Regions from separate parts of the Homo sapiens genome. Here region 1 is linked to region 2. Evidence: chromatin loops called from intact Hi-C (ENCODE). Cell type or tissue: IMR-90. All regions are shown on one strand. Each heading gives the region's core, and the rest is flanking DNA. Links, peaks and the distances in the headings are about the cores only. Region 1 has its middle 120 kb from the start of STMND1. Region 2 overlaps LOC105374951 (a long non-coding RNA gene).

Region 1 (16,203 bases), core at 4,704-7,203, 50 kb before region 2:
GTGCCTAGCTTATCATGATTGACTGTCTTTATTTGATAAGTATCCGTCTACTCAGCTGCTCAAATGGAAATGATTCTGTCACCAGAGTTATGTGAAACCAATAAAAGTCAGTCAAAGGGTCCTTAATGAATCTTCTCTCCAATATCCATCTCTATAATGCTTAATGCCCAGGAAGGGCCCAGGCCAGGATACCATCTGCTGTTTCATCAAATGGGTGAAAGGAAGGGTCTGGGGTTAAATGACATGATATGGTGCTTTAGCAGCCACGCCGTGGGGCCAGTACTAAGCCTCTATCTCTTTAGATCCTGAAGTAATTGGAAGCAGAATGTACAGGAGCACACTGAGGTCATCTCATCCCTGCTTCCTTTTTTAAGGGAAGAAGTCATGTAGGGTGGGAAGATCCAGTTTGGAAAAGAAAACAAAAGTCAAAATGATAGGGCTGTGGGATTCTACCTGGGGTTCTCATCAACTTTATATCCTTTCTAGGGGACTGTTTCTGGGGTGTGGGTAGATGGCTTTCATCCTGGCTTTCAATGGATTCTAGTCCCATCCAATCCAATTTAATCTCTCAACACATACACCCCTACATGCCTTTGATGCCAGATGGGGAAGAAAGGGCAAAGTAATGGAGGAGAGAGTTGAAGCCAAAAGTTAGGCAAAGGGGAGACAGGATAGCAAAGGAAGCAGATGGGGCAGGAGATCTGGAAAAGTGACTGAGAAATGGTTGTAGGTGAAGCATGGACATGCAATGCACAAAGTCTCATCAAAGCTGTCTTATCTGCCCAGTGTGTGGTCTCACACCACCCCAAGTTTTGTTTTTCTATCTCAGTGGAATTTTGTGCATATGTACTGGGGCCGGGAGGAGTGGAAGCTGGGTTTGGCGTGGTGGGAAGGGAAATATGATGAGAGGAAAGGAATAAGAAGAAAAGAACTGCTAATAATACCCTTGATTCTCCTCTCTTGGCTTCGCCTCCATGTTTATCCAGAATGATGTGTGATTACAAGAGCAAGTACTGCAGATTCAGCAGCCGGGGCATGAAAATTGAAATTACTCACCTTTGAAGAAGGACACATTTGTGATCGGATAAATGGAATGGCTGTGTTCATTCATCAGAGGCTGCTATGCATTGAATTTCCAACTGGTTAACTTCTAAATAACAGGACTTGCTATAACGAAGGCTGAGGGTAGTTGAGTTTGGTTCTTATATCATAAAAAAGCATCAGGATTTTCACTTATATTAAACTTGGTGGGGAGCTCTTGATATAAAGAAATAGCAAATTGTGACCTGTGGTTCTTCATCTGTGTGGGAAAATATGTGAGAAATCTATGGCAGGATATGAAAAAGACTATGGGGCAAAGAGAAAGAAAAGTCATAGAGATCAAATTTGGCAACATCTATCCAAGCACTGCCTAAGGGAGAAGATGCTCTCTGGGTGATAGGAAGTATGTCCCCATCTAAGAGGGGGAATGTATACAACTATCAGACTCTATGCCATTAAAAATTCCAATCCAATTCTGATGCCATGCTTACCAATCCCCCTGCAATGATCTGGCTTCCCAGAGAACTTGCTTAAAAGGGAGAGAAGAGACTTCTCAGGCCAGTGCAAATGTCTGGGCTAGCCAAAGCTTCACTTCCTATTGTCAATTTATACACTTGCACTTTATATATTTGTTTTAATATTCTAATTGCAATTCTCTTGTATTTAACTGAGTCAAAAAATGACATCCGAACAAAGCTCTCCTTCTTCAGAGCCATGAGGAGTAGTCATGATCAAGATCAGCAGTTGTTTCCAAATGTGTAACTCCCTTAATTAATGGAAGCTGATGTCTACAAAAATATCAAACTGTATAAGATGAATCAATTTTGAAGGGATCTTAAGTGAGTCTTCTTACTGGGTTGACTCAGTTGGTTATGTATTGACTTTGAATTTAAATACCACATACTTTACTTTCCATTGCTAAGTTCATCTTGCTCTTTACCCTGCATTTATGCCAATGGCAGAAAACACATGACCTTGTCATCCCTTCTAGCTGAAAGACATCTCTAGGAGAGTTGCCCAGGCTTTCAAGATGTCTCCCCATTTCATTGGTAAGGACATTCTCTGGGTCTTCCCAGTATCTGCAAGGAATAGCTTGACCCACCCGTTCTTTTAGGTGCCATGCTGTCACCAGTGCTAATAACTCTGGCTCTGGCAAATGCCTCTAGAATTGAGTTCCCACACTCTATGACCTCCTTGTCCCATCCCCAGGCTTCCAAATCTCTGAGCTTATCTAGAACTCCCAAGCAGCCTCTAAGGCTTAGCTGTCAGCCCCTGAGCTGTTGGCCTCTTACTCTCCCTAGCATGTTGGTTGCAGAGCCATGCCACTCAATTCAGCTTTTCTTCAGATACATGATCAGAATAATCTTTTTAAAACTCAGATTTTTTTTCATCATCCCTTCTCCCAGAGGATTCAATGACTCACCATTGCTTTTAAGATGAAGCTTCTTACTGAAGCCAATGTGCCCAGGTTGCCCTTGCCCTGTTCCCACTCTCATCTGGCCCCACATTCTCTCCAACCTCTGCCCCAGCCTCACCAGCCCTCCTCTGTCTGCATTACTCACCATGCTCCTGCTTGCCACAGGGACTTTGCACATGCTGCTCCCTCCAACTTGAATGCTCTTTCTTCCCTCCTCCCTAGTTAACTCCTATTTGCCCTTCAAATCTCAGTTCGACCTCAATGTAGTCAATAGATGGATGAGCTGTTAAGGTATGTGGATGCCACCTTTTCTATGTGAAGGCTTTGAAGCTGTAGTTTGCAGCTGATTTCTTGTTCCCTAGTGAAGCAGGGGTGGTGGATCAAAAGTCTGCCCTTGACTTTCTCCTTGCCTTAGACCCTAGGACTCTGTCAACCACAGCGTGAAAACCACTGCTTTAGGTGATAAAGAATCATTTAAAGCAGAGGAGGGCAAGATGACATCTATGCTTTGGGCAGCTGGCTATTGAAGCAGTCCATCATTGCTGTAGGGAGATCATGCATCTCTCATGTACCACTTCAGATCTTTTCAGTCTCCAGTCTCTTGCTGCAGCTGCTGCCATGGCAGATAGCACTACACGGGCTCTAGCAGACTCAATAAAGGTGCATACTGATGGTTGCCTGCTTTTCTCCCCAGGGCCAAGTGCCTCTCACTTCCCACCATGGGGTTTCCCTGTTGATATCAACGCATGGGACATCACAGGATCCTCCCCAGCACTCACAATTCCTCAATCTGTACGTTCAGAAACTTATTACATCACAGGGTTAAGTTCTCCCTTTCTCCCCACCGTAGAAGGATGGTTCTGAGAATGAATTTCTGTGGCTTTTCAGAAGATTGTTTTCCAGGCTCAAGCAATCGGTCACACTTAGCAATAGCCAACGCAGTAACACACCCTTGTATTGATTCTTCCTCCCTCCGTGTCTCTCTCCTTGTCTGCCCCTATGTCTCTCTTTGTGTGTGCTCCCTAATAAAGTAGCAGCCTCTGCCTCTGGCTAAGATAGAGAGACAGGAAATCAAGGCACAGAGATTTCCAGCAGGTCCCGGTCAGCAGAAGCCCATTCTTAAGTTTGGATGACTGGCGGCTTTGCCAATAATTCATGAGAGAGATGATCTAGGCCTAGTCACAAAGAGTAGCTATGAGAATAGAAAGAAGAGATAGATCAGAGAGAGATCTGGGGAGAAGAAAAGGTAGAACATAATGACCGATGGGATTTGATCTAGGATGAGTCCCAGGTTTCTAGTTGGTGCACTTGCGTAGGAAGATAGAAGTTCAGTTTTGCAAATGTTGTGCTAAAGCTGCCCATCAGATAATTAAAGAGAGGTGTCCAAGAAGTGGCTGGAGTTATGGATCTGGAGCTTAGGAGAGAGGTCTGAGCTGACCATGAAGGTGTGAGACTCATGGGGGTGCTTGGAGTCAAGGAGAGGGTGAACTGAATCACCCAGAGAAAGTACACAGAATAAGAAGAGGGCTAAGGAAGGAGTGGGGTGGATGAAAAAGAACAGCTATGGAAGAGGAAGGACAAGTCTGAGACGTGTGAGCATATGAGCCAAGTGGTGTCCAGCCCAATCACCTGAGAAAATGATCACTGGTACATTTCTACATGAGAAAACAGAAGATTGGAGAAACACAGTCAAAAGAACTTTTGTTTATATGAAACTGACATAGTAGCTCCCAACTTGTCCTAATAGATAGGTAATAGTCAACATAACATGGTCACTAACTCTAAATAACTTCTAAACTTTGAAACTGAAAAGACTGAACCATATGATCTCGGCAGAAGTCATGGTATTTAAGGGAAAAATTCCACACTTAAGAGAGGGGAAAATGTCAACTTACTTGCAAATTGATGAGTGCTTCAGTTTTAGTAACTCTCAAATAAGGATTCTTTGGCTGTATCCATACTCTAGGTCCAAATGTTCATTTGGGGAATTGGAGAGGGATAAGTTCTCCATCTCTTTCTTAGATTTATATCTATATTCAAAAATATAAAATAAACTTTTAAAACCTAACAAACAAAAAAACTTGTAGTTGTGGAATTTTTAATGATCATTTACAAAAGGGGCTCATATAGAACTTTTGAAAAAAACTCATTTTAATTGTGTATTCGGGGGCAAATTCAAAATAAAATTTACCGTTGAACAACACAGGGGTTAGGGGCACTGATGCTGTGTGCAATCAAAAATTCATGTGTAACTTTTGACTCCCCAAATCTTAATTACTAATAGCCTACTGTTGACTGGAAGCCTTACAGATAACAACATCCGTTAATACATATTTTGTATGTTATACCTATTTCTACTGGTATATACATAACATATATATATGTTATATATATACTTATAATAAAGTGAGCTAGAGAAAAGAAAATGTTAAGAAAATAATATAGAAGATAAACTATATTTACTATTCATTAAGTGGAAGTGGATCATCATAAAGGTCTTCGTCCTCACTGTCTATACATTGAGTAGGCTGAGGAGGAGGAGGAGGAGGAAGAGGAGGGATTGATCTTGCTGTCTCAGGGTGGCAAAAGCAAAAGAAAATCCGTGTATAAGTGGACCTGCACAATTCACACCCATGCTGTCCAAGGGTCAACAGTATTATAAGGCTGGGAGTGGTAGCTCACACCTGTAATCCCAGCATTTGGGAGGCGAAGCCAGGTGGATAGGTTGAGCCCAAGAGTTTGAGACCAGCCTGGGCAACATGGGGAAACCCCGTCTCTACAAAAAATACAAAAATTAGTTGGGCATGGTGGCTTACAAACAGTTCTTGAACTGATAGTAACAGGCTTAACCATTACTAGCAGCCAAACGGCTATTTAAACATACCAAGATTTCTTAGTTAATTTTCTTTTTTTTGAAATGGAGTCTTTCTCTGTTGCCCAGGCTGGAGTGCAGTGGCACAATCTCAGCTCACTGCAACCTCTGCCTCCCGGGTTCAAGTGATTCTCCTGCTTCAGCCTCCCAAGTAGCTCAGATCACAGGCACCCGCCACCATTCCTGGCTAATTTTTTTATATTTTTAGTAGAGATGGGGTTTCACCATGTTAGCCAGGCTGGTCTCGAACTCCTGACCTCATGATCTGCCCGCCTCGGCCTCCCAAAGTGCTGGGATTACAGGCATGAGCCACCACGCCTGGCCTCCTAGTTAATCTTAACCAACAGGATAACCTGTGTCACATCAGATATTGAAAAATATATGTTTTTTTTAAAAATGAAATTTCAAGCTTAATTTGCTTGCATGGTATATGTTTGGCCATATTTTTCTCTCTGGCTCATTCTATAGTCACAAAGGCTGTTGCACAGTGACTGCATGGTGCTTGGAATAAATGAGATGCATTATACAGCTTTTGATTTTCTAAGGCGGCTGGCTAAGTTACAACAACTTCGTGTATCTGGGGGCTTTTGACATAGGTCCAATTAAAACAAAAACTTCTAACAAACCCTGGAGAAGGTTCCATTCAGCAGGATGAGCTAACCCCCAAAACAGTCACTTCTGGCAACTTATCCTGCTTAGGTTGCAGCTGTCGATTTGGTAAGCAGTCTGGTCTGTTGGTTGGCAAAGTGCTGTGAAAGCAGATGTGAAACTCCAGGACACACACACATACACATGCTATGCACACACACAAGGTTACAATCACTGAACTCAAATAAGAGACTCATCTTTTTACAAATTGAAAATGAGTAAGACTGCTTGTCTCAGTGTCTATTATCCTAATCCAAATGGCATGCAGACATCAATTGGAGCATTTGTTAGCTATTCAACTTCCAAGACTAATTCAAAAATTACAATAAAGAATAGAAATTTTAGGCCAGACATGGTGGCTCACACCTATAATCCCAACACTTTGGGAGGCCAGGGTGAGAGGATCACATGAGCCCAGGAGTTCAAGACCAACCTGGGCAACATAATGAGACCCCGTCCCTACAAAAAAAAATTTTTTTTTAATTATCCTGGTATGGTGGCAGGCACCTGTAGTCCCAGCTACTCAGGAGGCTGAGGAAGAAGAATCACTTGAACCCAGGAAGTCAAGACTTCAGTGAGCCATGATCACACCACTGCATTCCGCAGCCTGGTGAATAGGATCAAAAAAAAACAAAAAAAGTAGTAAATCACAGAGTACCCAAAAGGAAAATGCATTCTTAAGGTCTGGTTTCTTAGCAGTAACCTTCCATTCCAGCCCCCTTGCTTACCATATAAAGGCTTAAAGAGACAATGTGACCCTGCCTACCCTGCCAATGCAACTCTAACCAGAGGGCACGCTTCACAACTTCCATAGTATAGCAGGGCTCCAGCAATCTCCAGAACAGGATCCTTGTTAACAGGGCAATGAAATTCACACACTTAAACCAAAGGGCCTTATTTCTCTACGCAGACAGCAGTATATTTGATACAATTTTGAAATATGCATGTCAGGTCAATTCTCATTCTTCTATTTTTTAGTCCTTACTTTTTAAAATGCAAGCTTTAATAACTTAGGTAGAAATCTTTTACTGGAAAAATAGCTTTTCTTTTTCATGAAACTAAGTCTATACAAGGGAAGAGGACATGAGTGTTAGTTTAGCTATGTGGGAAATGTCCTTCCAATAACCCCTCCCCAAGAACTCCTTTGTATCTACCCCATAATGACACAAATGCTACTTGCATTGCTCTAAGAGATGTTGCTGTTGAGATTCTCACAGTTAGCAATGGAGGCTCCTGATCTGGTTGCATAGACAACCAGGAAATAAGTGACTTCAGGGCCTTGGAAATAAGTTATCGGGTCTATTGAGCCCAAGGATACAATGTTTCTGGGTCTCAATTCTTTCATCTCTAAAATTATTTCCCGCTTATTCTACGCATAACTCTCTTTATTCTCATTTATTCTACACACCATTGCCAGATTGATTTTCCTAACATTACCTCTGATCTCAGCTTTGCTCTGTTCAGCGGCCAGTCTTTACCCTTAGCCTGACATAGAAACATTTCATCCACAACTGAGACCTGCTGGTATAAAATGTCAGCCAATTGTTTAGCAATTTTCCTCTCAAATCCCCCTACTTATACTCTGCCCTTTAGCCAAAGTGGACTGTTTCTGTTCTCAGTGTATTTTTACACTGTTCTTTCCCCAATCTCAGTCTTGTAACTCTTTCAAGTCTCGTATAACCCATTTCAACTTTTGCCTCTTTAATCAAACATTTTTCGGGTCCTCCAAGGATGTGTGTGGTCCTCCCTCTTTAAATAGGTACCAAACTTTTTACTTCTCTTAACAAGGTCTGTATTACTCCTAGAAGTGTGTGTACTTATTTCAATCCCATCTTCTAGTTAACGGTAAGCTCCTCAAGGGCAGGCAACATGTCTTAACCTTATATTTGTGCCTATAGCCCAACCTCTACAGCACAGCATCTTCCCCAAAAAGGATATCTGTGGGAATAAACTGAATCTATATGTTTTCCATTTATTCATAAACAAGCGAAGGAGTGACAGATATTAGATAGGGCTATGCAAGTGAAGTATTGAATAAGAAGGACCATGGAGAACTGTTGTCTTTGTTCTCTTTAGAGAAGAAAGAATATCTCTCATCCAGTCCTTGTGCTAACCTGTTACTATCCCACACCATACCAGTGAGATCAAGAAACAACAAAAGAGAAAAAAGGGACTTCGAATTTCAACACCATGTCACCTACAGAGTGAAGGGACTTCACTTGTTCCCAGCAGCATCCTTAGAGAGTTAGTGAATAGTGGGAGAAATGCAGAGAGAGGAGTTTGGAAGGGGTGGGGTGGCTCCTAATCAAGAAAGTGGGGGCCGGGCAGGGGCTGGTAGCATGGGAATGAGAAGAGAAAAGAAAAAATGGGCCACACCAAAACACTGAACTGGGGAGGAAAGACCTTCCTGTGTGCAGCTGAGGGCTGCTGGAAACCTACGACACAGCTCTGCTCTTCTTATAACTTAACCTCTGTCCTCGTCTCCTTTTCCATGAGATTCCATGGAGGCAATGATAGTCAAAGCACTTGAAGATTCTTGAATTAAAAGGCACTATGTAAAGACAAAGCATTATTATTATTATTATTAATTAAAGGAACTTGTCATAGACAGAAACAGACACCGCAATGCATAATTTTTTAAAAAAATGAATACCATGCTGTCAAATTGGATACTGACTGGCTGTTAGATAATTTGGCAACCATAGCGGAGCAAATGTTCAGGAGAGGTGAGTATTTTTCCACTATTCCAGAAGGCTGGAAGCATAAACAGCAACAATTTTTGCATCAATCTTTCAGTCATGTCCATCAAATTAGGCTTTCAAGTTTAATGCTGAATAAAATACCCTAAACACAGCAGAGAGCAAGCCCAGACAGAACATCTTGAAAGTGGTAAAGCTGAAAGAGAGAGCGTGCACATTCCACGTGAATGTTTCAGCAGTGTCAGAAAATGCAGCACATTAAAAAAAATCAGTCAGTGGATGTCTTCAGTGCATTCCCTTTTCATAGTCCAAAGGGAATTTACGTTTTAACTGTGGGATGCACTGTCATAGCTGCTTAGGCAGAGTGGTTAGTATCAGAAGGGGGAAGAGCAGTTAGCCAAACACCCTGTGCTCTACGATAAACTGGGGCACTCCAAGAGCAGGGAAAACTTACACAATAGGTGCGTGCATCACGTAGCCCAGCTCTTCATGCCAACCATCAGCACAAGGCAACCTCAGCTGTGTTTGTCTGGATTTAGGACCAAGGGCATAGGTCGGGGGAGTGGAGGGTGGCGTGTAGCCACAAACTTGCCCACAAGCAAAGGGATTAGCTAATAATAGTTGTGTTTATACCAGGGAGGATTGAAGCCACAGCAGAAGGGAAACTAAAGACATTAAATTTTAGTGGAGCTAATTTTGGAAGAATGGGGAAAGTGCTGAGGGAAATGAAACAGGATAAAGCTGTTGAGGAGAAAGCCACGGAGGAAATAGAAAGTGTTCAGAGATAAATTAATGCATGACCAAAATCACTACAAGCTACCCAGTCATAAATATTCCAGCAGGGGGAAAGAAGGCCAAGGTGGATTAAAAGTGAGAATCAATGCTAAAAGAAACAGAAGTGCTGTATAATATGAATTTGTGGAAGTAGAAGAAATCAAGGATTGGCTAAAATACAGTGACTGAATGAAAGTCAAATGTAGAGAGGTAAATCTTTTGTTGGACAAACCCCACTGTTTACTTCTCTGTACATTTCGCTTCAAGTTCCCTTCCTGCCATCCTATAAATACTCTTATTTGTATTTTTCTGTCTGGCATCCACTTCAACTCTCTTGATTCACATCATGTTTACTCCCATATGTTCTTGACTGAAGGTAGGGAGTTGTTGTATTTGAAGATGGGTTGGGGGGAACCTACCCCAGAGAAAATACTAAGGCCTTAAGCAATGGCTACCCTGCCTGTTTTTTTGTTTTTTTGTTTTTTGTTTTTGTTTTTGTTTTTGTTTTTTTTGAGACAGAGTCTCACTCTATCACCCAGGCTAGAGTGCAGTGGCGCGATCTCGGCTCACTGCAACCTCCGCCTCCCAGGTTCACGCCATTCTCCTGCCTCAGCCTCCCGAGTAGCTGGGACTACAAGTGCCCACCACCACGCCTGGCTAATTTTTTGTATTTTTGGTAGACAGGAGGTTTCACTGTATTAGCCAGGATGGTCTTGATCTCCTGACCTCGTGATCTGCCTGCCTCGGCCTCCCAAAGTGCTGGGATTACAGGCGTGAGCCACCGTGCCCAGCCTACCCTGCCTGTTAATAATGCCCCCTCAGCATCAGAGCAAGAGCTGAGAGAAAGGTTTCGTAGTTGAGCTGTAGACAATAGACAAGGTCTTGTTATGGAGAATACAGAGTCACTGAGGAGGGCACATGGGAGTTTGTCTACCTTCCTCTTCCCTTAGGGACACTCCTTGCAGTTCAACATGGAAAAGTCACATCTATCTGTGTGGTTTTGCACAGGGGTGAGGAAGGCACAAGAGACCTACAGCTTTAAGCCTTAACTTCCTCATAAGTAGGTCAAGTAGAAGTCTGCAAATTAAAAATGGAAATCAGGAAGGTACAAAAATTATACCTCGTGGATAAATTACCAGCAAATGACTCCAACTCAGCATGGCCAAAAAGGAAAACATAGTAAAAGGAAACTTCTGATCTGTAGCAATGAAATATACTTATCAACAAGCACTCATACTCTATCATCCAAAATAACTTGAGTTTTAATATGTCATTTTAATAGAGTTTTGGGGTCTCAGTTTGGTGGATAGCTTTCTTTTGGTATGAAGATTCTAGAAAATGTTCTAGGTACTAGTAGTTACTACTTCCAGGCAAACCCTTAAGACCCCCGTCTAGAGGCTCTGTGGGGAGTGGCCACAGGTTGGGAATCCCCAGTGTGCTCCACCGTCTTTGTGTGAGCTACACTTGGAGGAGCGTAGACATGGCTGGACCTTCCACATCTTTCTTTCACAATAGAGAGAGTGATTTCTTCACTGAGAAATCTGGTGCCTCAGAGTACCAGAAAACAGAGTAGGGCTTGGAGCCAGCTTGAAGACTAAGGACAGCAGGCTGATTCTCAGATTCTGGGGAAGGCTCAGGGAGAACAGACTATGCTTGACTAAACTGATATCCTAGCTCATAGTATGTCAATAACAGGAAATTAGAAGATGACTGTACTGGGTTGAATTGTGTTCCTTTCCTAAAATGGATGTCCATCTAGAACCTCAGAACATGACCTTATTTGGAAAGAAGTTTGTGGCAGATGTAATTAAGATGAGGTCATAAATTCAATGACTGGTGTCCTTATAAGAAGGCCACGTGATCATGTCTCTGAGTAGCCACTGCACTCCAGCCTGGGCAACATAGAAAGACCCTGTCTCCAAGGAAAAATAAAGAAGGCCACATGAAAGCATGGTTATGGACCACCACACCCAGAAGAAAGGCAACTATGTGATGACAGAGGGGAAATTGAAATGATGGCTCGGCACAGTGGCTCACACCTGTAATCCCAGCATTTTGGGTGGCCAAGGCAGGCAGATTGCTTGAGCTCAGGAGTTTAAGATCAGCCTGGGCAACATAATGAAACCCCATCTCCATCAAAAAAAAAAAAAAGAAAAAACACATGAAATTAGCCAAACATGGTGGCATGCACTTGTAGTCCCAGCTACTCGGGAGGCTGAGATAGGAAGATGACTTGAGCCTGGAAAGCAGGGGTTGCACTGAGCCATGATGGTGCCACTGCACTCCAGCCTGGGTCAGACCCTGTCTCAAAAAACAAAGAAAGAAATTGAAACGATGCAGCTACAAGCCAAGGAATGCCAGCAACCAGCAAAGGCTAGAAAGAGGCAAGGAAGGATTTTCCCTAGAGCTTTTAGAGGAGGTATGGCCCTGCTGATTGACACCTTGATTTTGAACAGCTAGCTTCCAGAACTGTAAGAGAATAAGTGCCTATTGTTTTAAGCCAACCAGTTTCTAGTACTTTGTTATGACAGTCTTAGGAATCTAATACATGGGCTATGACAGGAAGATATTCTGATAATAACCAGGAAATGGAATGAGGGAACAGTCAGAATAACTACGAAAAGCTCTTCCAAGGACAATAAAAAGCACCACTTCCCAGAGCCTTTTGCCACAGAATAAACAACTCAGTGTAACCCCTACAAACAGTTGGTGGTAAAGGGAAAAGTCAGTGGACATTTAAAGTTTTGAGTCTGCAAACAATTTTGATGAGCATGAAAATAATGTTTTAAAGGCCAGGCGTGGTGGCTCACACCTGTAAGCCCAGCACTTTGGGAGGCCAACGCGGGCAGATCATGAGGTCAAGAGACCGAGACCATCCTGGCCAACATGGTGAAACCCCGTCTTTACTGAAAATACAAAAATTAGCTGGGCCTGGTGGTGTGCGCCTGTAATCCCAGCTACTCGGGAGGCTGAGGCAGGAGAATCGCTGGAATCCAGAAGGCAGAGTTTGCAGTGAGCCTAGATCAGGCCACTGCACTCCAGCCTGGTGACACAGCAAGACTCCGTCTCAAAAAAAAAAAAAAAGAAAAGAATGTTTTAATCCCCACTGGCCAGATATACTGCAAAGGGAATGGCAGGCAGGGACAGCAAAGAAAGTGTCTTTTGTTTCCAAGGGGCAGTGTTTTTTGCAGCCCTCTGCTGGAAGCTATTCCTTCCCATCCAAAAGCACAGGGAGGAAATAAATGGCTCCTCCTAGCAGATTTTGAGTAGAGACCCAAGAGACCAACTGATTCCTGGAACCAGTACAGGAGGGTATTCTGACACTCAGAATAAGCCACAGAATTCCAGCTGGGAAGATGTGTGGGGGTGGGGCAATTGCCTCTAAGGTGTTCTTCTACATGTTCATGACCAATTCCTTCTTCTATTTCTCAACATGTGGTTACAACTCTTCATGACTTTCCTTGAGGTCCCCGGCCTTCTCCTCTGCCCTCTTGCTTCTTGGCTTTGTACATCCTTGCGTTTCACTTCACAGAGAAAATGCAGTCCTTCTACCAGGGAGTACCTCCACCTCCTGCCCTGATATGGTTTGGCTCTGTGTTCCCACCCAAATCTCATCTTGAATTGTACTCTCATAATTCCTATGTGTTGTGGGAGTCACCCGGTGGGAGATAATTGAATCATGGGAGCAGTTTCCCCCATGCTGTTCTCATGGTAGTGAACAAGTCTCACGAGATCTGATGGTTTTATCAGGGGTTTCCACTTTTACATCTTCCTCCTTCTCTCTTTGCCTGCTGCCATCCATGTAAGATGTGACTTGCTCCTCCTTGCCTTCTGCCATGATTGTGAGGCTTCCCCAGCCACGTGGAACTGTAAGTCCAATTAAACCTCTTTCTTTTGTAAATTGCCCAGTCTCAGGTATGTCTTTCTTAGCAATGTGAAAATGGACTAATACATGCTGCCTTTACTGCAAGTATTACACATCTTCCTCTTCTGTCTTGGAGTAATAGGTGCCCCCAACATGTATAAAGCCAAATTCTCCACCTGTACTCTGTATCTTCTAATCTTCTCAGGGACCTACTCTATCAATTACCTCCTCTTTCATGTCCTCAGCCTTTTCTTATTTCCTTCAGTATAAAATATATTAAATCCTTCTCATGTTAGAAAACCTCTCCCTGGCATGATAGCTCCAATTGCCTTTGGCAACCACTCTCTTCTATTCCTTTGCTTCTTAAAGATTCTTACAAGAACATCCTGCTTTCAGCAGGACGGTTTCCCTACCATCCTGCTTCAATCTAGTTTTTTATCCTATCACTACAATGAAACCATCCTCACCAACATGGTTATCAAATTAAACAAATATTTCCTAGTTCTTATCTTCATTGATAGCTCTGTGGTATTCGGTATTGCCCACAACCCCATCTCCTTGAAATTCTATTCTTTTTTTTTAACTTAAAGAACATTGGAAACTCTCTGCCCAAAGAATATCATTCACATGCACACCTAAATACATCCTGATGACTCTCAAATATATACCTAAGGCTCTGGTCTTTCTTCTTCATTCACATCCCAAAGGCCCTCCTAATTCAACAGGTTCAAAGTTAAACTCATCTGTCAGCTCTATTGTTCTCCTCCTTAGTTCCTTCCATTCCTTACTAATAATTCAGCTAAGGTTTCTTGAAGCGCCAAGTGTGTAGGTGCTTGGTCCTGAGCTTGCAGAGAGAAATAAAATCTCAGAGACCAGCAGGGGAGAAAGACAGGCAAATATCGAAGTCAAAGTTCAACAGTAGAAGCAAAACTAGAAGTAGTGGTATCATGGAAGAGAAGATGATTATTTGAATCAGGCCAGGAGTGACATTAGGTCAGAGTGCCAGGGAATGCTCCCAAAGATAGAAGAGATTATCTCTCCCCTCAAAGAGCTGCTGGCTTGTCCCAGTCAATGCCCACCACCACCAATCCATGACACTAGTCTGAATCTCAGGAGTTTTCTTAGAGTCAGCTTCTACATTGGATCAATTCCTATCAGTTCTACATGTAAAAATCTCTTAAAATTTTTATCTTGGACAATTCTATTTATCTCCTAATTGGCTTAAGTCCCATTTCACCCCCAATTCTACCTGCATGAGAGCAAGGAGTCCATCCACTTTGTTTATGCCTGTATTCGATGACTAGATCAATTTCTGCACTCAGTGGGTGCTCAGTAAATAGGTATTAAATGCAAGAATGCTTCAGAGTGATATTCCCATCACTAAAACCTAGACCTGATCATACCACATTACTCTTTATGAATCTTCAGGGCTCCTCAGTGCCTGAAGGAAAAATTAAAACTCGGCTTGGCAAACAAAGCCCTTTACGATCTGGTCTCTGCAGATTTTTATCAGCCTCCTTTTCACCGGTTCTTCTGTTCACCTTCCTTTTAGCCGCACAAAACTACCCACTGACATGTCAGCCAGGGTATCACACCCTTTCAAGCTTCTGTGCCTTTGATTTTACTGCTCCCTCTTCTGAAATACATTTACCTTTCTGGTCCTTAAGATAGACTTCTATTCATCTTTTAAGATGCAGTTCAGGCATCCTTTTATTTTTGCCATTCATTCTCTCTGACCAAATAAGGCCATGACTTGTCCTTGATCCTCTGTGTTAGAGCCTCAAGATGTTTATCACTAATTGTCTCTTTGATATATTTACATATCCTCTTCCCCAATAAAACTATGAGCTCCTTGAAGACAGGAACTGGGAGTCAGAACAATAAAATTGACCTAATTAACACGCAATGGTGTCACTCTTGGGTCAAAGAGAAAACCAGCAGTAGAAACAGATGCAGGCTGATGTAAAATGTGCCTTCTACCATACACATGTTGTTGTCTCCCTGGGTGAAGTTATATTATGTTTGTATAAGAAAGCAGTCAAGTGTGTAATATAGTTAGAAAGATTTTGATCAAAATGGTTTGGATTTTTAAAAATATTTGGGAGCTGACAGAAGATAAGCTTTAATTATCTAAAGACTCGTTGGTATGGAACACCTCATTCCTTTCCAAAGCTAGATATGGATATGTACAAATGTTGCAAAACATGCAGAACACTTTCAGAGCAAATGCAAGATGACAAACTCCACTGCTATGAGCTGCACTGTGGATCCCCAAAGGAAAAACTAGAAAGACCACGGATAAAAGCCACAAAACCAAGGAGACTACAAAACATTTAGCAGGAGAAGGGAAGGGGAGGTGACATTATGGAGGGGACAGATTTCTACAGGTCTAAAAGAGAACTTTCTTCTTTTAGACATAAAGGAAGACTGCTGCTTAGAAAGTGTTTTCAGAATCATGATACTTAGCATGCCTTTGACTCTTATAAATTGCAAAGGATGATTATGAATATTAACTAATTGATCAACCTGCAGAGCACTCTTTAGAATTCTATAGAACTGGACCCCAATTAAAAAGGGGCAAACATGCCTAGAGAAGTCCCATGAAATCTTGGGGTTGGGTCTGAATTCTCAGGAGCAATGAGATCTGCCCTTGCAGATGCAAATTGCTCAGGTCTTAGCCTTGGGCCAGTATCTCCCCAGTTCTGGAACCTTTTTGAGATGAGTTTAGTTGGTAAAGGATGGATATTTTTCATTTCAATAGTTGATTATTTATTTTAATATGCATTTAAACAATTATAAATAAAGCATCTTATTCATGACTTTCTATGCTTAACATGAGTAAAAATTTAAAAAGTAAGCCTATTCAAGGAAAAATAGTAATGGTGCT
Region 2 (16,203 bases), core at 9,093-11,592:
CAGCTGCTATAAATATCCATGTGAGGTTTTTGTGTAGACATAGCTGTCAACTTCTGTGGGTAAATATGAAGAAGTGAGATTGCTGGATTGCATGGTATGAGTGTGATTAGTTTTGTAAGAAACCACCAAACTGTCTTCCAAAGTGGCTACACCATTTTATATTACCACCAACAGTAAGTGAGAATTCCTGTTGTTCCATGTCCTCACCAACATGTGGTGTTGTCAGTGTTCTGGATTTTGGCTATTCTAACAGGTGTGTAGTGGTATTTTACTGTTGTTTTAATTTGAATTCCTGAGGCATATGATGTGGAGCATCTTTTCATATGCTTATGTACCTTATGTGTATCTTCTTTGGTGTCGTGTCTGTTAAGGTCTTTGGACCCTTTTAAAATCAGGCTGTTTTCTTATTGTTGAGTTTGATTTCTTTGTATGTTTTTGATAATGGTCCTTTACCGTATATGTCTTTTGCAAATATTTTCTCCCTGCCTGTGGCCTTGTCTTTTCATTCTCTTAATAGTGGCTTTCACAGAGCAGAAATTTTTAATTTTAATGAAGTTCAGCTTATCAATTGTTTCTTTCATGAATTGTACCTTTGGTATATTAAATAAAAGTTACCACCAAACGCAAGACTATTCAGATTTTCCACTACGTTATCTTCCAGGAGTTTTATAGTTTTGTGTTTTATGTTTAGGGCTGTGATCCATTTTGAGTTAATTCTTGTGAAGTGTGTAAGATCTGTGCCTAGATTTTTTTCCAGTTGTTCCAACACCATTTATTAAAAAGAATATCTTTTCTCCATTGTATTCCCTTTGCTCCTTTGTCAAAGATCAATTGACTATGTTTACATGGCTCTATTTCTAGGCTCTCTATCCTATTCATTGATCTATTTGTCCATTATTTTGCCAATACCACATTGTCTTAATTATTATAGCTTTATTGTAACAGTTGAAGTCAGGTAGCCTCAGTCCTCCAACTTTGTTTGTTGTTCTTCAATATTGTGTTGGTTAATTTGAGTCAATTGCCTCTTTGTATAAACTTCAGCATTCATTTGTCAATAGCTACAAAGTAATTGGCTGGGATTTTGAATTGAATTCTATTGAATCTATAGATCAAATTGAGAAGAATGGACATTCTGACAATATTGAGTCTTCCTATTGATGAATATGTAATATCTTTCCATTCATTTAGTTCTTTTTTAATTTCTTTCATCCAAGTTTTATCAATTTTCTCATACTTTTATACATATTTTGACTTATACCTAAGTATTTCATTTTGGGGGATGCTAATGTAAATAGTATTGTATTTTTAATTTCAAATTCCATGTGTTCACTGTTGGCATATAGGAAAGTGATATGGTTGGATGTTTTGTCCCCTCCAAATCTCTTGTTGAAATGTGACCTCCAGTGTTGGAAATGAGCCTAGTGGGAGGTGTTTGAGTGATGGGGATGGATCCTCATGAACAGCTTGGTGCTGTCCTTGCTGTAATGAGTGAGTTCTCGCTCTACGAATTCACACGAGATCTGGTTGTTTAAGAGAGCCTGGCACCTCCCTCTTCTTGCTTCCTCTCTCAACATATGATATGCTGGCTCCCCTGTTTGCCTTCTGCAATGATTGAAAGCTTCCTGAGGCCTCATCAAGAGCAGATGCCAGCACATGCTTCTCCTACAGCCTGTAGGACCATGAGCCAAATAAACCTCTTCTTTATAAATTACCCAGCCTCAGGTATTTCTTTATAGCAATACAAATGAACTAACACAGAAAACTGGTACTGAGGAGAGGGGTGTTGCTGTAAAGATACCTGAAAATGTAGAAGCATCTTTGGAACTGGGTAATGGGCAGAGGTTGAAAGAGTTTGAAGGGATCAGAAAAAGATAGGAAGATACAGGAAAGTTTGGAACTTCTTGGAGACGTATCAAGTGGCTATGGCCAAAATGCTGATGGAAATTTGGACAGTGAAGGCCAAGTTGACAAGGTCTCAGATGGAAATGAGGAATTTATTGGGAACTAGAGCAAAGGTCATCCTTGATACACCTTAGCAAAGAATTTGGCTGCACTGTGTTGATGTCCTAGGGATTTGTAGAAGTTTGAACTTAAGAGTAATGGCCTAGGGTATCAGGCAGAAGAAATTTTTAAACAGCAAAGCATTCAAGATGTGGCATGGCTGCTTTTAACAGCCTATAATCAGATACAGGAGTAAAGAAATGACTTAAAGTTGGAACTTATAATTGAAAGGGAAGCAGAGAGTAAAAGTTTGGAAAATTTGCAGCCTGGTCATGTGGTAAAGAAGGAAATAGTGTTTTTAGGAGAGAAATACAAGCTGGCTGTAGAGTAATCATTTGTTAGTGAGATTTGCATGACTGAAAGGGAGCCAGATGCTAATAGACAAGACAGTAAGAAAAATGCCTCAAAGGCATTTCAGAAGTCTTTGAGGCTGCCCCTCTCATCATAGGCCCAGAGGCCTAGAGGAAAGAAAGGCTTGGGGGGCCAGACCCAGGGGCCTGCTGCCCTACACCACCTTGGGACAATGTTTCTTGCATCCAGGCCACCCAGTTTCCAGCCAGAACTCAAAGGGCACCAGGTGCATCTCAAACTGCTGCTCCAGGGGGCACAAGCCATAAGCCTTGCTGGCTTCCATGTGTTGTTAAGTCTTCAGGTGCACAGAATGCAATAATGAAGGAGGCTTGTCAGCTTCTCCATAGATTTCAGAAGATGTATCAGAAAGCCTGGGTGCCCAGCAGAAGGCTGCCGCAGGGGTGGAACACTCGCTGACTCTACTAGGGCAGTGCCAAGGGGAAATATGGAGTTGAAGGCCCCACATACAGTCCCCACCAGCACACTGCCTCATGGATCTGTGGAAAAGGGGCTGCCACCCTCCAGACTCCAGAGTGGTAGAGCTATCAGCAGCTTAGACATTGAGCCTGGCAAAGCTGCAGACACTCAACTCCAACACCTGAGAGAAGCCATGGGGGCTACACTCTGCGAAGCCACAGGGGCAGGCAGCTGCCCAAGGCCTTGAGATCCCACTCCTTTAATCAGTGTGCCCAGGATGCAAGACATGGAGTCAAAGGATATTATTTTGGAGTTTTAAGGTTTAATGACTGCCATGCTGGGTTTCAGACTTGTGTGGAGCCCATTGCCCCTTTTTTTTTGGCTGATTATCCCCTTTTGGTCTGGGAATTTTTACCCATTGTCTGTACCAGCACTGCATCTTGGAAGCAGATAGCTTGTTTTTTTATCTTACAGGCTCATAGATAGGTGGAACCTACCTTGGGTCTCAGACAAGACTTTGGACTTTTGATTGAGATGATGCTGAGTTTGAATGAGTTAGGACTTTGGGGGACTATTGGGAAGGGATGATTGTATTTACAATGAGAGAAGAACATGAGATTTGGGGGTCCATGTGCTGAATGATATGGTTTGCATGTTTTTTCCCCTTCAAATCTCATGTTGAAATGTGACCTCCAATGTTAGAGGTGAGCCTAGTGAAAAGCGTTTGGTTTAGGGGGTGGATTGCTCATGAATGCCTTGGTTCTGTCCTTGTGGTAATGAGTGAGTTCTCACTCTGTGAATTCACAGGAAATCTGGTTGTTTAAAAGAGCCTGAAACCTCCCCTGCCTCACACCCTCTCTCATCATGTGACACATACTGGCTCCCCCTTTTGCCATCTACCATGATTGGAAGCTTTCTGAGGCTTCACCAGGAGCAGGTGCCAGCACCATGCTTCTCATACAGCCTGCAGAACCATGAGCCAATATAAGCCTCCTTTCTTTATAAATTACCCAGCCTCAGGTATTCCTTTATAGCAATGCAAATGGACTAACTTAGAAAGTGATTGATTTTCGTATACTAACCTGGTATCCTGCAATCTTGCTATATTTGTGTATTAGTTCCAGAAGTTTTCTGTTGATTCTTTTGCATTTTCTATGTAGACAGTCATGTCATCTATAGAAAAAGTTTTATTTCTTCTTCCCAATCAGTACACCTTTTATTTCCTTTTTGGTCTTATTGTATTGCTAGAACTTCCAGTATAATGTTGAAAAGGAATGGTGAGTGGGGACATCCTTGCCTTATTCTTGATCTTAGTGAGAAAGCTTCTCGTTTCTCACCGTCAAGAATAGTGTTGGCTATGGATTTTCTGTAGATAGTCTTTATCAAATTGAGGAAGTTCACCTCTATTCCTAGTAAGATTGAACACTTTTAAAACTAAATGAGCTCTCAGTTGTTTCAATACTTTCAGGGTTATTTACATGTTAACAAAGGTATCACACTGATCGGTAGTCTGTGAGTCATTGTACTATTTTGCCTTCAGTAGGCAGTAAACTAGAGCTAGTTTTGGGGACTTTGCTCTGGCCAGCATGGCAGTGCTGTTTCATGGCTAAGTCGTGAGCTTTTCACCTCTTGGTTTATCTCAGTAGCTAATGCCAGTGAATCCAAACTCTGGATCCTGAAATCTTTCTTTGTCTTCAATTCCATATCTTCAATTACTCAGTAGACATTGTCACTTCAGATCTCTTTCCCCATCCAATCCTATCCAAAAATTTTGTCTTCTTTCCCCAAACAAGCAAGCATCTCCTCTCTCTTCTGTCTTTATTAATGACACTAACATCCTTTCAATAATCCACATTTTAAAGTTTGGGATCATATTTACTTCTCTTCTTTTATTCATTCCCTTGATACATGTACATATACTCTCAAGATAGAATAAATATTTGTTGAGGTATGGTCTTCTTTGTCTTAGGTTTCCCATTTCTAATTTCTACCTCATATCAGTACCAGAGAAAGCTTTTCTAAAGCCATCTCTATCATGCTATTTCTCCTCTGCAAATAAGTGACTCTCATTTCCTGCTACATTTCCTGCCAGAATGCATTTCCTTGCATTGTTTTCTGGCTTTTTCCATTCTTCACCTCAAACTCCTTCTCTCTGCCTCCCAGATTTAAACTTATTTCCAGTTATTTATTTAACAAACACTTAAATCGCACTTCCTCTGCTGCAGGAACTGTTCTAAATGCTTTAAAAAATCTTAAATCTTTAACCCACATTAAAAACTCTGTGAAACAGTATTATTACCCGCCACGTTACACGTGAGATACCTGAGGCACAAATTGGTCTATTAACCTCAGAATGTCTAGAGTCCTAGAGTTCATCTCACTATTTTCCAGGTATTTTGTATGCCAGGGACTGAATGTTTTTGTCCCTCCAAAATTCACATATTGAAATCCTAATCCCCAGTGTGATGGTCTTAGGAAGCGGGACCTTTGGTAGGTAATTAGGTCTTTATACATGGAATTAGTGCCCTTTTAAAAGCTCTGGAGAGCTCCCCCGCCCTTTCCACTATATGATGACACAATGAGAAGGCAGCAGTCTATGAACCAGGAAGTGGGCCCTCACCAGTCACCGAATCTGCAATGCCTTGACGTTGGACTTCTCAGTCCCTAGAACTGTGAAAAATAAATTTCTGTTGTTTGTAAGCCACCCAGTTTATGGTTTTCTGATACAGCAGCCTGACTGGTCTAAGACAGACAGAAAGGGACATAGTTATTCTACCTGCAATGTTGTTTCCCTCACCTGAAATGCCACCCCATCTACCTGGTAGTTATAAAGATCCTCATCTTTCTTTCTTTCTTTTCTTTTCTTTTTTTTTTTTTTTTTGAGATTGAGCCCCACTCGGTCACCCAGGCTGGAGTGCAGTGGCACAATCTCTGCTCGCTACAACCTCCGACTCCCAGGTTCAAGCAATTCTCCTGCCTCAGCCTCCCGAGTAGCTGGGACTACAGGAACCCGCCACCACGCCCAGCTAATTTTTTAATATTTTTAGTAGAGACAGGGTTTTGCCGTGTTGACCAGGCTGGTCTCAAACTCCTGACCTCAGGTGATCCACCCGCCTCGGCCTCCCAAAGTGCTGAGATTATAGGCATGTGCCATCGTGCCCAGCCCTACCCATCTTTCAAAGCCCAATTTTTGGCATTCACCCATCTCCTTGGTGACTTATCTTTCTTAAAAACTCCAGGTTTCTTATTGTTTATCTCCACTTATTCCTACAGTCTTCTACACGTAAGTTGCCACTTTATCATATAGCTATATTATGTCTCCCTTACGTTTCATTCATGTGCAATTGTCTTGTCTTGGAAGCAAAGACCATAGCATGTAAGTGTTTTCTATTCCTCCCTTTTGCTTCTTTACTTCTTTGCCCTCTTTATCCTTCCTCCCACCCATCCAATCCTTAAAAATATTGAGTACATAAAAATATTACAGAAATAATGAATTGACATTAGCAGTCATCATTTTATAGGGAGAAAGGGGAAGCCTAGTGCATTGGTTTGGATCCTCTGAGAAGCAGATAACAAGACAGAATTAGCCATGCAAGAGATTTATTGGGGTAAATGTCTGTGATGGAAAAAGAGGAGAGAGTCCATAGAAGTGGGGACAGTATTTAGAACACAATGCTGGAAGACTCTTGTAAAAAAGAGGAGGAAGGGTGGGGCAGGGAGAATCTCAGACTGCAGCAGAGTTCCAAGAAAGTCCCCATCCAGTGACTGTGGAGTCCTCAAGCTAATGTCAGAAAGAGGAGACTGGCCCTTCTCAGGAAAAGGTTGCATTGGGACCCTGCAGAGCCAGAAAAATCACTGGCTGTAGCAGCTTGGGGGAAATGTGGCCTGGGCATGAACACAGAGATAGACTTGGAGTACAGCAGTCATGGCCATTGGTGATATATACTCATGACAGCAGAAGATCTGAGCAGCACATTTTTGTGACCATCCCTTCTGGAACGTTGGAAAGAATGCTAATTCTGAATCCAAAATCTTAACTTTGGATCCCTTACTGACTCTGCACCTTCACTTAAATTCTTATCTACATCTCTTCATTTGTAAATGGAAATGACCAATAGCTTACTGGGTATGATGATTAATTTTGTGTGTCACCTTGACTGGGCTAAGGGATGTCCAGAGAGCTGGTAAAACATTATTTCTGGGTTGTTTGTGATGATGCTTCCAGAAGAAATTAGCACTTGAATCAATAGACTGAGTAAAGATCACTCACTAAGTGATGATGGCTGTGGGCAGCATCCTCCAATCCACGGAGGGCTCACACAGAATGGAAAGGTGGAGGAAGGACAAATACTCTCTCCTTCAGCCTGGACATCCATCTCCTCGTGCCCTCAAACATCAGAGCTCCTATTATAGTTCTTGGGCCTGCAGACTCAACAGGCAGTTACACCATTGGCTAGCCCAGTTCGCAGGCCTTCGGATTCAGATGGAATTACACCACCAGTTTTCCTGGTTCTACAGTTTACAGACAGCAGATTATAGGACTTCTCAGTCTCCATAATCTCATGAGCCAATTACTATAATAAATCGCCCCTTATATCCATCTACTACATATACATCCTGTTGGTTCCATTTCTCTGAAGAACCCTGACTAATGCACTGGGCTAGCCTGAGAACCACACGTTGACAAGAATATATAGTGTTCTGTTTATATTGCATATTATGTCATCAGGTCTATCTGATTATAGTAGCACCTAATGTTTGTGAAACATCACACAGGTCACAGCAAGCCTTTGTTCCAGCCAATGAGCCTGTGAAGAAGGCGAGACAACCATTTCTTTCCACATCCACTGCCCCGTTGGCTCTCTGGTAAACAGAAAGGTTCTAGGAGGGGACACTGAAATGCTCAGTAGAGGTGGGATCAAGCCCCAGAGGCTGCTTGCCAGGTAGGATCTGGTTGTAACTATGATAATTAAGGAATCAAATTCCTGAGAAAAAAATGTACATAAAGAATCAGGTAGTCCCTATTGATCTACGTAGCCTGGAGAGCTGGTCCAGTGGGCAGGCTGGCCAGATGCAGAGTCCAGCAGGTAAGAAACAATACCACCTGCAAACCTGAGACTCAGGAAGTGAGTTCTGATCTGGGACACCCACAACAGTGCCGACTCCCCCACCCTTTCTGGTGTGCAGGTGGAAGGAGGGTGCATAGGTGTGAGTGGCAGATCTGGGGAGAAGGGGAAGCTGCCAGTACAATTTGCTTTTGCCTATGTAGGAGCAGAGGGCTCTGCCTTCAGGGCCAGCCAGCTACTGTGGGTCTTTACAGCAAGCACTGGCTGAATAAACCTACCTTCCCTTATGGGCCTTGACCCTCGACACAAATGCCAAGTTAGTAGCCTCAGAATTGTCTTTTCTCTTCAGAGAGAAGCGTGGAAAAGATAAAGCCAGAGGCAAGGAAAACTTCTCACTCTTCTCTGGCATGCCAGGTTCAAAGAATGCCAATAGCACCCATCATCCCACCCCATGAAGAACAGCAGCAGCCCCGAATTGGGGAAGAGCATCATGACTAATGTGCTAGAGGTTGCACTTGCACAGATGATAGAATTTATAAAAGAAATTCAACATGGGTTCTGTTATGGGTTGAATTGTGTCCTCTCAAAACAGATATGCTGAAGTCCTAACCCCCAGAACCTCCAAATGTGACTTTGTTTGGAAAAGGTCACATTCTGATGACCTTTATAGAGGTTATCAAGTTAGAATGAGGTCATTAAGACAGGCCTAATCCAACATGACCGGTGTCCTTTTAAAAAGAGGAAATTTGGACACAGACACATCCACACACAGAGACCTCCAAGTGGAGATGAAGGCAGATAGTGGGGTGATGCTTCTGCAAGCCAAGGAACGCTGAAGACTGAAGGCAAACCACCAGAAGCCAGGGGCGAAGCCTGGGACAGATTTTTTCTCCCAGTCCTCAGAAGGAACAAGCCCAGATGATACTTCATCTCAGACTTGCAGCCTGCAGAACTGTGAGAGATCCATTTCTGCTGTTTAGCCCTCATCTGTGGCACTTTATTACAGCAGTCCCTTCCCCACAGACACTAGTACTAGTCCTAGGAAAGTTCACTCAAGCTGGCAGTGGCTCAGGAGGAGAATGAAAAGGATACTGAGGCCACTCGTTTGCTTCTACTTGAGGACAAGCAGGTGCCTCTCTTCCCGCTTCTTTCTCCTTACTGCTGCTGCCACCCACACAGCCCCCAGGCTTGTCCTAGAGGGCTCTGGAGGTACACGCGAGGCCGGCGAGTTGTCATGGCAGGGAAGTTGTGGGGAGGGTGGAAATGGCGATTTCCATTCCTTTTTTCCTATTTCATGTCCTGCCTGGAACATGAAACAAAACAAAACAAAACAAGACCAAATGCCCTTGGTCAAAACACCTCTGCATCCAAATAGCCTCTGAGGCAAGGCAGCTTCTGAGGCAAGGCGGGGCATCGCCGCACAGAGGCTTGGAGCCTTTGAGGAACAAAGAGGGCTTCAGAGCGCGCTGGCACTCCTTGGCTCACCCATTGATTTTCATTTGCACAGACGCAGGCCCTCTTTTTGTAATCAGAGGGGGGAAAGCAGATCTGTGGAAGGCAAATCTACCATCAGCTGCCTAAAAATAGACCCGCCGCCTCACCACCGTGCAAAACAGGCGCCGGCCCGCTGCTGTGCGCTGGTTGCAGCATGAATTCGCTGGGCAGGGATTTGCAGTATAGACGTAGAGTTGTTCTGGCCTCTGATGCTGCGCCCGGGCCTTAAATGGAATCGCGGTCTGTGATAACTTTTGACAAGAGCTGGCAAGCTGAGCCTTTCTTTGAAATGCACTGGGGGGCTCTCGCACAAGAGCCAGGGCTTTCCAACAGGTGTGAGCTAGGGGGTAGGCCCTACAGATTATTAGGAGGGAAAGTTGTCTATGGTAAATTACCAACTGGGGGAGGTCAGAGTCAAAATCTCCATAGCAGAATTATTACTAATTGTGAAGCGCCAAGATCGTAAGAGAAGAAACCATTCTGACGTGTCATTTTTCCCAGGCCACGACATCTCTGTTAAACAAAAGAGACTCATATTTGAAGTGATGAAAAAGCCATGAAACATAATTTGAAAATTATGTCATGCCCAGCTTTGCCTTCCCTCAAGGCAAATAAAAGCCTCGGAATAAAAACGTTTCTATTTATTTTCAAATATTTGCATGGGTTGCCCCTTTAATCATCCATTCCCTCTAATATTAGTCACAAGCAGTTTAAATGGAAGCTGTTAGCATGAATGAACACTCCTTAATGGCTGGATCACTGGAGGAAGTGAGCTGTAAAGCCCAAACAGTCAGATGAAGAAAAGCAATTAATAAAATTTGCCTTTATCTCAAAGAAACTAGGATGTTTTAACTGCAGTTATGTTTTGAAGGAAACAAATATGATGGTTGATTATCACGGAAAATAGACTGAAGCCTGCCCACTTGTAAATTCACAAACTCACTTCAAGTGGAAAACCCAAGTCTGCATCCTCGAGGAATTGTACAAATGTGCATCACGAGACAAGATCTGGCCCAATGCCTAGAAGCTGGTGAGGTCACCAAACTCATTACTCAGAAAATCAGCTGTGAGCCAAGCCCTCATTCCGTTGCATTTCACATAGAATGGAGATTCCTCCGTCTTTCCCATGCTCCCACCTCCCATCATTAGAAGAAAAATGGGATTCCCAGGTATTTAACTTTAGGAATCTTACAGAGATCCAACATGGACGCTTTCACGCCACATCCTGATTTTAGCTGTGGCTCTTCTTGCTCTGTCTGGAGGCATCTCAGCAGTTAATGGGAGTGATTCACATGATCCTACTCCAATTCCTGCTATTTTAGGATACTTAGCTTTTCTTAGCCATGGATTTCTTCTGTCTAAATCTGCCCGACTGAATTGGAAGCTGCCCAGAATCTTCTTCTTTGGAAATTACATTTGTGCATCTAGGGTATATTTGTCGTTCCGCCCACGCTCCAGCCACTTTTTGAGAAGTGCAGAGCGAGTCATGTGACAGCCATCAGTGTATTTGCACCCTTTTTTGTTTAAAAACATAATCTGCATTACAAATTGCACCAATTCCTGTATGTAGTAAGTCATCATTCAATAAAAAGCACAAATGTATGCCTGTCACATTCAACATAATAAACTGCAAGTAAATACATCTTTTCTTAGTCCAAATCAGTCAGTAAATGATGTCTTTATTTTCTCTGTTATGCACCAAGTTTGCAATCAGCTTTATTCTTGATTCTCTCAGGCCAAGCCTACACAGCGTTAACTGCAGTGGAAGATTGTGCTTTTATCAGAAGCAGCTGAACACCTGAGGACAGGAACATGGCTGAAGCAATTCATTTCTCCAATTCACTTTGTTCTACTTTATCATCATCATTCCGGTATTATCATCATGTTCATCAGATTCTCCATCTAAAAAAGATTTATCACAGTGTCTGCATCTGCAGGCGATACTACAATATAGATAAAACCATTGCTCCCTGCCTGCTCCGGATGAGTTTGCAAAGAGGTATGGTATAGAAGAAACACTTTGTGCTTTGAAGCAAGACAAAACTGAGTTAAAATGGCAATCTTAGCCTGGGCAACATAGTGAGACCCCCATCTCTGCAAAAAATACAAAAATTAGCTGAGCATGGTGGTGCATCTGTAGTCCCAGCTACTCGGTAGGCTAAGGCAGGAGAATCGTCCGAACTTGGGAAATTGAGGCTACAGTGAGCCATGATCGTGCCACTGCACTCCAGCCTGGGTGACAGAGAGAGACCCTGTCTCAAAAAAATAAAAAATAAAATTGCGGTCTTATTACTTACATTAGATATTTGTTTTTGGTAATATTATTCAACCCCTGAGAGCCTTCATTTCCTTATCTATATGATGACAAGAATAGTTACCTTACAAGTTAGATGTGATAACTTCAAATTACATGGCTGTTGTGCTCGCTACACAGTGCCTTTCTGATTAAGCATTGACTAGAACAGGGTCATGTTCTTATGAAAAAAGGCAAGCTGGCCAGGCTTTATTTACTATGGATGTGTTATTAATAACGGTGATTATAATAATGGCTACCATGATCTCTTTTTATTCTATAACAAGAGGGTAAGGTCAAATATGGAACAATTTGAGCTTTAATAAAGATAATAATTGCAAGGGGGAAAGAATCAAGCATTTATCCTGACTTGCCTGTAAGAACTATTCCACTGAGTAACCAAATAGTTGCTGGAGAAACATGTCATCCCTTTGTATAGATGAAGAAACTGATAAGATAGTAAACCAGAATTTTCTCTTTTAAATTTGGATCCCTTTTTCACAAAGATCATGACCACCCCATTTGCCCTCTTTCTGTCCCTCAAACGATTCAGGTTCTTTCTGCCTTAGCATCCTTGGACTAGCTGACTGCACTGCCTGGAAAATTCTACCCTCACATCTTTGCATGTTCAACAACTTCCCATTACTTAGGTTTCAACTCAAATGCCCCCTCCTCAGAGAGGTCTTCCTTGATCACCCGATTTAAAGCAAGCTCTTCAACCCAGACACTGCCTCTTAGCACCCAGCACTTTCTACTTTTATGCTGGCCTGTTGTCTGTCCTTCAAGCAGTGCAGAAGTTCATGTGATATAATCATTAAGAATGTGGACTCAAGAATCAGATGATCCGTATTTACCTTTTAGTTTTACCACTTATTGACAGTGTGACCTTGGAAAGTGACCTAATCCTTCTTTCTGTGCCTCGGTTTTCTCGTCTATAAAATGGAGATGATAATATTTTCACTTGCAGCATAAAACTTCTGAGAGGATTATGTGAATAACAGACACAGATCATGTAAATCAACATCTGACAGAGTAAGCACTCAGTAAGTGTTAATTAAGCTTCTACAGTTACAAGGCACACGGCGCTCTGTGACGTCATCTCAACTTTAGTGTGTTTATTGTCTGCCTCCACTGCTATGAAGGCATACAGCCTGCCTGTCTTGTTCAACACTCTATCTCCAGCATGTAGAATGGCACATAGCAGGGACTCAGTAACTATGTTTAGTTAATGAATGAAAGAACATCTGGTGTGTGCATAGCAGAGACTAATGAGCAAGGTACGGAGGGGAAGAGTTGAGGGCAGAGTTGCTGTATATTAAGGTAAGATTGTTCCTGGGAACTTTCTGCTTCTGTTTGGCTGTATATTATGCATTTATTTTCTCAGTGCCTTGCAAAGCCCTCTGTTCTTCTCTGATTTTGTCCATTCTCTCAAGCAGAGATATCTAACCAGCACCTCCACATGCACTCATGACCTATGGGTATAACTTCTTAAACTGTTAGGACTCAGGAAGAAAAAGTAGAAGGAATGCAGATTTTATGCCTACTTAAGAAAGGCGGGCAGTGGGCCAACTCTGTAAAACTCAGCATCACTGTAAAAATAGAGCAATATCCAGAAAGTGAGCAAAAAGAAGGGGACTTTGACAAAAGCCGCTTCTGCCACACACCCTCACATGCAGACAGTCACACTGCAAACAGAGACACTGTCACCTCCAACACACACACAACCTTGATTGTGCTGTGCTGTTCTATAGGAATCTGTATGTCCACGAGCCATAAAGCACAGGCTCACAGAGGCTGTCCCATTCTACTACACACCCAGTGCGTGCAGTTCACCAAGTGATCACGGCACCTTGTCTCCGTCTCTTTACCTGGGCAAACATCCATGGCACCTGTCACCACTCCTCATCCAGTTTCAGTGCCCATCGCCCTCCTGATTGAGTTTCTTAATGCATTCTTGTTTGGTAATGACTAGGATGACATGTGTCCCTCTTTGTCCAGGATGGCCCTAATTTACATACTTAAGTAATATACCTCAAGTAATTACCTCAAGTAATCACCAATGACATTTTCAAAAGTGTCCCATCTTGGATACTAAATTATATGCCCACCTAGGTTTTGGTTTTGGTTTTGTTTTAGAGACAGGGTCTTGCTCTGTCACCTAGGCTGGAGTGCAGTGGTGCAATCACAGTTCACTGTATCCTCAAACTCCTGGGTTCAAGTGATCCTCCCACCTCAGCCTCCCAAGTAGCTGGGAGTACAGGTGCATGCCACCTTGCTGGGCTAACTTTTTAAATTTTTGTAGAGACAGATTCTCACTATGTTGCCCAGGCTGGTCTTAAACTCCTGGTCTCAAGTGATCCTCCTGCTCTAGCCTTCCAAAATGCTGGGATTATAGGCAGGAGCCACTGTGTCCACCATGGCCTGATAGTTATACTCAGCTTCAACTGTGAGACTCAGAAGAGAATGCAGAAATCCCAATGGGAGTCCATTTTGTGAGCCCCAAAAGATCATCAGAGAGCAATCCACTGGATCTTCTGAATCCAATAGTAAGCTAAGAAGCTTTCACTGATCCATTTCTAAAAAGAATGCAGGAAGTAGGAGGATATCAAGGTGCCAAGATTATGGTGGAAAGTTGAAATGCAGGTGAGCTATAATAAAATGGAGTGGATGAAAAAAAAAGGTGGAGTCTTACTTCCTTTAGCTTCTTTATGCTAAATACATAAGTAGGTGTATTTCACCATTTAGAATAGAGCAACCCTAAGAAACTGCCTGTAAAACAAATTTCTGTTTATCATAGCCAATGTGCCTGTTGCACTTCTATTTAAAATATATTGCTCAGTGTTTTTATATTCTGGAACAAATGGACTTAAAAGCCTCATGAAATTTTCCTTACATGTGACTGGGGTGATGTAGGTTGTTTGAGGTGCAGTGATGCTGCGTTAGTTCTTCCCCAGAGTGCACACCTTTGACATACCATATCCCCTTCCTGAAGAGCAGTCTAAAGGTCTCCAAGGCCCCCTCATGTGTGTTCTCATCTCCTGAATAAAATTCTAAATCTTTTATGCAGGAAACAAGCTTTGTATTTTTCTGACTTTTCATTCAGCTTTTCATACAAATACATAAATACCTTCTTGATGTAAAATATTCAAATAGTACTTTTCGTATATAACTCAAAAGATCTTGCACATACTTGGCATAACATAGGTGTTTAGGAAAACCTACATTTAATAAATAATATGTAGTCGTTTAGCGTATTTGAAAATGCTGCTGGTAATGTGCCATTAGAAGGTTTTTCCGCTATGAAATAGATCACACACACAAAGGAGTGTACAAAATGTATGCTAGTGTGTAAAGTCTACTAATAATACGAATGCCCCAATACTCGTCATCCAGCTTAAGAGACAGAGTGTTACCAGTATCTTAGAACTTCTCTGAATTCCCCATCCAGATTCTCCTTTTTCGTCCCTCTTCAAATTTCATGTTAATCATTTCTGCACTTTTCTTACATTGCTAGACAGTGCAAATTGTTTTCCAAAGTGGTTGTACCAGTTGACATTCACACCAGCAGTAGATGAAAGTTCCTGATGTTGTATATATATCATTGTCAATACTTGGTATTGTCTTTTCGATTTTTGACAGTCGCTTTAGTGTGCAGTGGCATCTCAATTTCATTCTAATTTGGATTTTCTGGATACTAATCCTGTGTCACTCATCATTTGAGAAAATAATTTCTCCTAATTTATGGACTTTTTTCAGTTGTTTTATGATAGAGTTTGATAAAACAGATGTCCTTAATTTCCATTTACATATTTTTCCTTTTAGACTTCGTGCTTTTTGAAGCTTAAGAAATGCTTTCCTACCTGGAAGTCATAATGATATTCTGTTATATTAAATGTTTATAATTTTCATCTTTTACATTTAAGTTGCTAACCTTACTGGAAATTATATTTGCGTATGGTATGAGGCAGTGAGATTGTTAAAATCTGGATAATCAATTGTTCTAGCACAAGTAATTAAATAATCCATCCTTTCCCTCAACTCTTAAATGTCTGCTCTGTGTTACTGAAGTTGCCACATATGCATGAGTGTGCTTCTCAACTCTCTCTTCTATTCTGTTGCTCAATTAGGTCATGTATCTTCCTAAACTAAAACCACATGTTAATCATCTTAACTTTGTGATAATATTTGATATCTGGGAATGCAATCCCCCATGCTGTTGTAGTCATTGTTACCGTTTTTCTTCTTTAGTTTGACATGTAAAACCATACTGAAGTTTTTGTTGATACTTTATTTACTCAATATCTACATAGCTTTTAATTGTTAGATAAACTATAGATACAGAAAAGCCACTGAAATGTACAGCCTAAGGAATAAGTATTAGGTGAAGAAAAACAGAACTTTGCTAGCCACCCTAAAAGTTTCCTCCACGTTCCGCAATCCAAACACAACTTCTTCACCTCACCAAAAGCAACCACTATCCTGAATTTTATAGTACGCTCTTTTTTATTTTTTTATCTTTTTAAATTTTTGTAGAGATGGGAGTCTCAGTACGTTGCCCAGGCTGGTCTCAAACTCCTGGGC

Evidence for each region. Peaks named below come from ENCODE experiments on the same cell type or tissue, not always from the same donor. Only the 100,000 strongest peaks of a DNase experiment are listed, where the experiment ranks them.
Region 1: a loop joins it to region 2, with 1.8 times the contacts of the local background. A loop is called at or near these places in 2 of 110 quality-filtered maps.

What each region holds. Positions count from the first base shown.
Region 1 is chr6:16,976,956-16,993,158 of GRCh38, forward strand. No RefSeq gene overlaps it. Among named protein-coding and RNA genes, the nearest start is that of STMND1, 120 kb to the right of the region's middle. In IMR-90, for the core only: no CTCF peak of the experiment used is centred there; a DNase peak (open chromatin) is centred at 6,066.
Region 2 is chr6:17,022,775-17,038,977 of GRCh38, forward strand. It overlaps LOC105374951 (a long non-coding RNA gene), which reads left to right. Exons shown (of 3, transcript XR_926534.3): 3 at 11,065-11,451. Among named protein-coding and RNA genes, the nearest start is that of STMND1, 71 kb to the right of the region's middle. In IMR-90, for the core only: no CTCF peak of the experiment used is centred there; DNase peaks (open chromatin) are centred at 10,067 and 10,357; H3K4me3 peaks cover 672 bases; H3K27ac peaks cover 791 bases.